Regions from separate parts of the Mus musculus genome. Here region 1 is linked to region 2. Evidence: chromatin loops called from intact Hi-C (ENCODE). Cell type or tissue: left cerebral cortex. All regions are shown on one strand. Links, peaks and the distances in the headings refer to the core of each region. The heading gives the core; the rest is flanking DNA.

The links. Hi-C counts contacts between places; a loop is a spot of excess contacts. Peaks named below come from ENCODE experiments on the same cell type or tissue, not always from the same donor. Only the 100,000 strongest peaks of a DNase experiment are listed, where the experiment ranks them.
Region 1: a loop joins it to region 2, with 1.9 times the contacts of the local background. A loop is called at or near these places in 4 of 42 quality-filtered maps.

Annotation. Positions count from the first base shown.
Region 1 is chr10:94,824,256-94,828,649 of GRCm38, forward strand. It overlaps Plxnc1 (plexin C1), which reads right to left. Exons shown (of 31, transcript NM_018797.3): 21 at 2,916-3,062. Among named protein-coding and RNA genes, the nearest start is that of Plxnc1, 120 kb to the right of the region's middle. In left cerebral cortex, for the core only: no CTCF peak of the experiment used is centred there; DNase peaks (open chromatin) are centred at 2,532, 3,208, 3,563 and 3,773.
Region 2 is chr10:94,902,634-94,907,027 of GRCm38, forward strand. It overlaps Plxnc1 (plexin C1), which reads right to left. Exons shown (of 31, transcript NM_018797.3): 4 at 3,832-3,932. Among named protein-coding and RNA genes, the nearest start is that of Plxnc1, 40 kb to the right of the region's middle. In left cerebral cortex, for the core only: CTCF peaks have their summits at 2,755 and 3,037; DNase peaks (open chromatin) are centred at 2,361, 2,806 and 3,221; H3K4me3 peaks cover 1,026 bases; H3K27ac peaks cover 2,016 bases.

The sequences.
Region 1 (4,394 bases), core at 215-4,214, 78 kb before region 2:
ATCATTCTTAAAGGCAAAGGCCTTAGGAGCTAGGGCCCACCTCTCTGCCAGCCTCCACTCTATCCACCGCAGATGAATCAGAGGAGAACAGTGCAGAGATTTAATTTTCCATTGCATTTCCCCCAGAGGCTATAACAGGGGAAAAAATTCAAGAGTCGACACGAATTTCTTCAACATCAAGTAACATTTTGACGATGAGTTGAGTCCTAACAAATCAGAAACACATGGTCCTAATTGACTGTGAAATAAATAACGCTTCCAAATGAAAGGGAGAGAAAGTCCTCAGACAGAAAGCGCTGGAACGCCGTAACCTCAAAAGTTGTTTCGGGCAGCTGACTTCTCCCTCCCCTTCCCCCCAGCCCACCTCCTTTCTTCTCTTCCTGGTCTGATGCAATGTGTTTCATGAAAAGAAATCTTGCTGGATTCCCCAAACCTACGTTTACTTAGGAACCTTTATCCCTAAGACCCCTGTGAGGGCTGCCTTCTCTTGTTAGACCCAAACACTGGCCTCACCCGAAGCTGGGTGATTTGTATAGGGAAGGGACTGACTGACTTCACAGTTCTAGAAAGCCAGAGGCACGGTGCTGACACTGCTGGGGGCCACGTACTGCTTTGGGCTTGGTGGATGAGCAGCAGGAAAGACCATAAGGAGAGAAAGGAGACAGTAGAGAAGAAACTGAGGATCCCCACGTGACTATGTTCCTCTGTATGTGGGCATGCATGTCTGTGTGTATATGCGTGTGATGGTTTGTATATTTTCGGACCAGGGAGTGGCACTATCTGGAGGTGTGGCCTGGTTGGAATAGGTGTGTCACTGTGGGTGTGGGCTTAAGACTCTCATCCTAGTTGCCTGGAAGTCAGTCTTCCACTAGCAGCCTTTGGATGAAGACATAGAACTCTCAGCTCTGCCTACACCATGCCTGCCTGGATGCTGCCATGATCCTACCTTGATGATAATGGACTGAACCTCTGAACCTGTAAGCCAGCCCCAATTAAATGTTGTTGTTTTTTTTATAAGACTTGCCTTGGTCATGGTGTCTGTTCACAGCAGTAAAACCCTAACTAAGACAATGTGCATGCACAGATGCATGCGTGTGCCTGTGTGCTGGATACTCTTTTAATCTTTATCACATCCCCAAGAGATGGGCCGTCATGATTATCATCTTTATCGTCAGGGAGACTGAGAAGGCATAGCAAGTGAAGAGACTCGAGCAGTGTCACACAGCTAGCCAGTGGGAGAGGCAAGGTTCAAACCTGCCTGGCTCCAGAACCCAGGTTCCTAACCCCCATGCCAACAGTTCTCAAGTAGTGCCTGAGGAGAATATTAACCATGCACATCCTAAGGCTGGAGGGCTCAGTGGTTAAGGGCATGCATTGTTCTCGAAGAGGACCCAAATTCAGTTCCTAGCACTCTTGTTGGGTTACATACAACCATCTTTGGAGTAATATGATACCTCTGTTCTCAAATATATACTTACATTCGTGTGCATACACACACACACACATACAAGTAATTAAAAATAAATAAATCTGGGCTGGAGAAATGGCTCAGTGGTTAAGAGCACTGGCTTCTCTTGTAGAGGACCTAAGTTCAGTTCTCAGCACCCGCATGGCAACTCATACATACAGGCAGATACTTATATACATCAAATAAAAATAAATAAATGTTGTAAAGAGTAAATTGAAAGAAATGCAAACCCTAAGTCATACCCCAGACTTGCATCTAGGGTCACCTAACAATGGGTGTTTAACACTGTCCGGGCCACAGTGCCACCATGCTAAAGCCTGAGAACACTGCCCTACCCCACAGGTGCTGACAGTTATCCACAGGAACCATGCTCTGCTGAGCACACAGCCATGGGGATGCTACACACAGATGAAAGAAACTGGAAACAGCTGATCTCCTGGCTCCTCCTCACCCACAGCCATGACATAACCATAATACGGTCCATAGCACAGTGGTGCCTTCTTCAATTAGGGAGTGAATTCTTCTAGAATGATACCACAGGACTCACCACCCAGAGCAAAGCCACAGGAGCCTGAGCTCTCCAGTGAGCAATTCCTGAATCCCACTGGAATCTACTTCTTCCATGTCCACTAATAAGATGGTAAAGAAGTCTAGAGTCTTCATAGAGCTAAAAGTCAAACCAAAGCTACAGAGCCTTTCCTCAAGTTGACGATGATGGAAAAGCTTCGAAAGCTCCTGAGCCGTATGGAAGACATGTTCCATGTGGGGCTTCTGCCACAAAACTCCTGAAAGGCCCCGAAGTACTGTCTCCTTCTCTGGGGGTGATTGAGGGCGGCTGGCGCCAGAATGGGTTAAAAGGAAGCTCTCAGTATTTGAAACTCTCAGGCAGCCTAGCCCCGTCACCCTGCTGGAGCGATCTACAGCATTCCTCTAAAAATATCTATGAGATCACAGTACATTAAGTGCGTGACAGCAAACATTTGTAACCAATCCATGGAAATAATAAAGGAAGGCGTCGTGTTGCATGGGGAACACAGAGAAGTTTGTCTTGTGTTATCGGTCTAAAATAAGACGGCCTCAATTTGGGTTGAAATATCTCTTCACACATTGTCTTCCCCAAGCAGAGCCATTTGAGAAATTCTGATTGCAATTATAAGTGCCGAATAGGGAGCAGTTTGCATTTCCTTTGACGATGTTCAAAGCTATAAGCAATCCCGATATTAAAACCTTTGGAAATTGACGAGTATCCCAGGCATCGTCACGGCGCTTCCCTCCCCAACCCAAGGAATTAAAATCTATTATGCGAACACGTGTTAATATTTTATCAACTACTGCTTTCAATTATGTGGATGCCCCGGGGCCTCCCACAGTCAGGAGGACCCACCCTCCCCCCATCCCACCTACCCCCACCCTCTGGGTCTGGATGGAGCGCTTTGGGCAAGCTTACCACAGTGTTGAATTCGGGGACCTGCCAGAGTAGCCAGTCTTCGTTCAGGGTGTACAGCGCTTTGCAGGTGATCACGTCCACGGGACCCTTGTTTATTTTCTGGTTCAGGGTCGTCACCAGCAAATAGAATGGCTCTCCAACAGTCTCCTTGGAAAAAGTTGCAAAAGCAACAGTTAGCTCTGAAGCCCACGGTAGTACCACGAGTGACAGGCAGCAGTATTCACTCATAATCAACATGCAAAGCCCGTGGAAACGCGCAGCACATCACCCAGGAAACTCCTTCTTGCACACTATGCACATGCACGAGCCCCACCCCACCCCCAACACTATGGGAGGTATCCAGTAGAGGCCCCCCTTAATTTCATGTTTAAGTTCCTGTCTGGCAGGCTTGTGCTCATCAGTAGGCTGGTGCCTAAGAGCAGTTCACGGAGGTAGAGTTATAACCTTGTTTACGTGCCCGTTTAATTGCAAACCAAAAATAAGCGACATTAAGAAAAAAAAAAGTGCTTCACACTTAGTCTTGGCAACAGGGACTCATGCAAGAATGTTTTAAACATTTGCTGTGGAGGGTGGCCTGTCAGTGTTCAACTGCTTTTAGCGATGGAGGTGGCCTCCACTTCAGCTGTTGTCCTGCCCATGTGCCAGCCCTTGGCCCTTATCATTCAGACACCTCTTGCACGGTTCACAGGTCAGATGGGCAGTATTCCCTTCCCTGAACCTCTAAGGCTGGTCCCAGGGTCCCTGTCTCCAGCCCTCTCCTGTGAACACGTCCCACTGAATTGGGGGAGGGGGTTTTGATGGCCCAGATTTGAAGCCACTATGTTCAAAGGGACATTGGGTAGTTCAGGTATAGGCTGTGTTCTGCTTCCTGCCATCGGCTGAGGCATGCAGCCCTGGGGCAGTTTCGGTTCCCCCTAAACAATGAGGTTTCCAGGATCCATGGACACTAGGCCTGGTGGGGGAAAGGGGAGGGCTCCTCCCAAGCCAGAGTGCCTTAGTAAAGATGAAACAGTAGTTACATGGCTCCAATTGGAGCCCCCATGTTACCAAGTTCATCTGCAGAGCTAACTAATTCAGCTTCGAAAGGAGCATCCCTCTGGCTCTCTGTCTGATTTCCTGTGAACAGGAGGGTTACCGACAACCCTTTGGGGCCTCCCCTAACCTCTCCGCTCACCCCTGTCTCTGCCTTTGTACTTCCTCCAAGCACAGGTCCCTCCCTTGGTCTCCTGCCACCCTCTACCTCTCCTGGTCCACTTCCTCCCTGCCTCTCTTTGCTTCTCTCCCCTCTGCTGACAACTCCCCAAGTAGCGAGTAGCCTCTTCCTGATGCGGGACAGTAGCGAGTAGCCTCTTCCTGATGCGGGACAGAGAGGGGGATGTTCAGAAGTTTCCAAGGTGGGGCAAGGGGGACCAGTACCTGACATTTCGTTCTCATACGAAACTTCCTTTATTTCATGGTTCATTATCTCACCGAGATCTG
Region 2 (4,394 bases), core at 260-4,259:
CCTAAGACCACCAGGAAATCACAGAGATTTATGTCATGACTCATAACAATAGCAAATCGCACAGCAAAGTTACAGTTAAGAAACAGCAACGAAAGCTGGGCGTGGTGGCGCACACCTTAAATCCCAGCATTTGAGAGGTAGAGGCAGGCAGATTTCTGAGATTGAGGCCAGCCTGGTCTATAAAGTGAGTTCCAGGACAGCCAGGGCTATACAGAGAAACCCTGTCTTGAAAAAAAAAAAAAACAATAAAAAGAAATAGCAACAAAAATAATTTTATGGTTGGGGGTTACCACAACAAGGAACTGCATTAAAGAGTGTCAGTGTTAGGAAGGTTGAGGACCACTGTTCTAGAGGGCTGGCTGCTTCCTTTAACTTACTAGAGGTGGCCCAGCTGGGCCTGACAGCCCTCCTCCACATAATTCCTCTCTTTCTGACCATCTCTCAGAGTTCAAGTTCATGTTTGCAATAGATACCATCCTGACTCCTTACACAAAACCTACAGGACCAACACTCACCCACCTTACTAGTTAGTTTTAGGTCTTGACTAATTTGTCCTTTACTCTTCACCAGTGGGCCCATCCTTGTTCCTGGTGGCTTCGACTGACACACAGAGGTCCCTGTTTCTCACACAGTAGTCTTGTTCTCCACCCTCGCTGCCATGACGTAACAGTCCTGTAGACCTTACCATTCCCGGTACCTCCACACCTGTATCGCCTCAGCGTTGACCCCCACACAGTCCAGGTGGTGTTTTCCCCCCTCTCATGTCTCCCATCCACAGTGTGTCCCTACTTCCCTCCACCGCACACAGGTGACATCAATGTCATCCCATAGCCCCACCCTGATGTACTTATCCCCAAACTCTAGCTAAACTGAAGTCTATCCTCCGTACTTTCCCATGATGGGACTGGAGCTAGACTACATGAGCAAAGCAAACCCATGCTTTCTGTTTCAAAGGCAAGATCATCGGCCTCAGGTGCGCCCCAATATTGCCAGGCAACCATACTCTATTTTCTCTCTGTGTGTGTCCTTTACCTGAGCTCCTGTGTGCTTCCTGCTTCCCTTCCTCAGATTTCACGGCTCCCTCTCCCCGGGCTCACACAGACACCTGGCTCCTGCTGGTCTAAGGTCACAAAGAAGGTTCCGAGCAATATGGACATACCCTGAGGTCTGATCTATCTCTACGAGCTCTGGGGTCCACACTACTGTTTCCCTCCCATCCTGGACTGAGGCTACCCTCCCCACTGATGTGATTAGGTCATATTTTCTGTCATCTGCTGAAAGACAACACACCACAATATTCACCCTCCTTCCCCCCACCCCTCTCCTTCCTACCGGAATTTTCCCCAACAACACACACAAAAAAAGCTGGTAGGTGGAGTGTGATTGGGCACATGCGCGCGCGCGCCTGTTTGCGCTTGCTTACGGGAGGGTGTGGCCTCTCATTGAACTTAAGAGCTCATCAATTTGACTGGACTATCTGACCAGTGGACTTCCGGGGATCCTCCTGTCTCCGCTTCGCCAGCACTAGGATTACTGACATACACTAGCATGGCTGACATTTTCAGGTGCTGCAGATACAAACTCAGAGCCTCATGCGTTCAGAGCAGGCACTTTACAGACGGGCTGAGCCATCACCTCTTCAGCTCCAGACACCATTATTCTATGTATGTTAAAACAAAAACAAAACAAAACAAAACAAAACAAAACAAAACAAAACAAAACACCTTCTAAAGTTAGACTGGTGAGATAGCGTGGCAGGTGCTTTTACCTGTCAAGCTTGACAACCTGAGTTTGGTCCCTGGGGTCCATCTGGTAGAAGAGAGCAACTCCCATGAGCGGTCCTCTGACCTCCACACACACTATGGAACGTGCACTATCCCACTCCCAATTAAAATGTAATGAAAAACAAATAAACTTTAGAATCCTAAACTGTCTGGAGTCTACGTTTTGCCTCAGAATCGGCGACATATCTCCTCTACCGTTCCCCATAACACCCCCAAGGAGCTCCTCCACTCACTGCTCATTGTCCTTTTGTAGCTCCAGCACCCTTCCAAAAACGGGCCTCTGTCACAGTCATCGATCGCCCTGTCCTAGTCCAACGGATCCGTTTTCCTTTGACCTCCTTGGCAGGAGCTGGCACAGTACGTTGCTCTCTTCCCCCTTTCCCTTGCCTGGCAACACACTCCTTCCTTAAACGCTGTCTCTCCCCTTTCTGATCCTTCCTCATGTTTTCCCCACCCCTTCTGTTTCTAAACATCATAGTACTTGAGTGCTCTAGTACTTGAGTGCTCCCGTACTTCAGCACTCAGCTCTTGAACATCTCTTTCCAGCTAGCACCACCCCTGCCCCCTGCTCGGATACTATTAAGGCTTCTGAAAGGACCATCAAAATACAACCAACTCCAAAATTCTATTACCAACTTGGGCATCTCCCACCAACTCCTGACTGAAGCTTGTTAAACAAGTAGTCACGGCTATTTAAACACCACCACTGTCACCACCATCCATGAATGAACTCCTGTCCAGAGCTCTCCAAAGACACACAGAGATGCAACATAAATGGAATGGATCTTTAAAAAAAAAGAAAAGAAGAAAAAAAAAAGAACTACAGCAACCATATAATACTGGCTGTGATCAGTTAATTTCTTCAAGTCTACTCTTGGGCATGTGACAAGAAGAAAAGGCTCCTACCCCAATTACAATTATTCATGAGAATTTTCTTGGCCCTGTTTCTTTTGTCTGCCAGAGATTCTGAGGGAAGGAGCCCCCGCAAGGGGGTGCAGAGAGGAGGGCAGCCACAGTCCTAGCTCTTGCAGCAGCTAAGATTGTGACTTCCTCCATGAAGAACTCTTAATCCATTCCATCTCCATATTTTTAGTTTGTTTCCCGAGCCTCTCCCTTACATCATAATCACCCTCTCCATTCACGCTCCCTACCCCCCCCCCCGCACCCCCCCCCAGGAGCTCTCTAATTTACTTCTCTATCGCCCTTCATTCCCCCTACCGTCCCTTCGCTCTGCCCTCCGCCTTTCCCTACCTGCTCTGCTCTTTTTATTTTTATTTTTAATCTGTGTTCACCTTTAAAAAACAGAAAGCACCAATCTGACAGCCACTGCTATGTGGCTTGTTTTTTTCCCCCCTCTCATTCCTGCCTGAGCTGCAGTGAAGGCTCTTTCCTCCTTGCTTCTATAGCGAGAGCTGGAGTACTGGGTTACCATAGCAACAGTGAATCCAACCAGGCTGGTCCCAGCGACGATGCTAAGAACTGCCATGGAGAGGAAGCCGCTACAAGTCGCCCTTGAGCCTAGATGGGTCGCATACATCGTAATTCAAGACCAAGCTGGGCAGATTCTGCCTGGAGACTGAGATTGTACATCAGGCCCAGGGCTATATGGTGTGCAAGAAGACAATGCCATTAATAATAAGGCTTCCGCCGAGCGAGCAGAATACACGGCATGATGAGGATTCATTTGAAAAATTTCAAACGTTGCTATTCTTTTTATCGTCTCCAAGGGCGAACCTTTTGCCTCTCTCTGAAGTCTTGGCTAACTTGGTAGGAAATAAAAAGCAAACCCACCTGCACTAGCCTCTCCCGTCTCAAGTCACGGCCCAGACCGGGTGGCCCTGTGTAGCCTGGGTCAAATGACTTGATACTGACATGGCAAGAACCATCTTTAAGAATGAATTATGGTTACATCGTACATTGCAGTCCTGGAGAGCTCTGCTTCGTCACAGCGTGGAATGGATCATTAAAGTAGGGCAACAAGTGTTGGGCCGCATGACACTTTCTGAAAAAAAAAATGTGAGCTGGTGAGAAAAGATTCAGGAAATACCTTTGTAACGGGAGGCACCAGCCACAGTGGGGGTCTGCCGCTGCTAAGCACTCTGAACAGGATTTCCGTTTACTGCAGTTTGCAACAGGAATTCTTCTCACCTGAAAAAGGAGGAGGGCATCCATTAGATGGAATCACAAGCAACACTGGGGGCTGGGGGGAGGGTCATACAGCACAAAGAGTATATTTGTCAACTTGAGCCCTGAATGTCTCCACAGTAGCATCCAATGGCAGATCTCGAGTTCTAGGTTATGGTGTAGCGTGGGAAACTTCTCAAAGTACCGAAGGCTATCCCTGTTCACCCCAGTGATGCCTGAACTCGCAAATTCAACCAAGAGCAGATCGAACACATTTGAAAACAACACTGTGCCTATACGTGCACAGTGCATTTCAATCCTCTCATTCCCTAAGTGATACAGTAGGGTGATTTATATCTATTAACATTGTATTGCATTATAGGCAAGCATTCTATCAGGCATCATAACTAATCTAAAGATAATTTAATGTATATGGGAGGATATGTACAGGTTATATGCAAACTTTTGAGGGCGTTGTGAATCCAA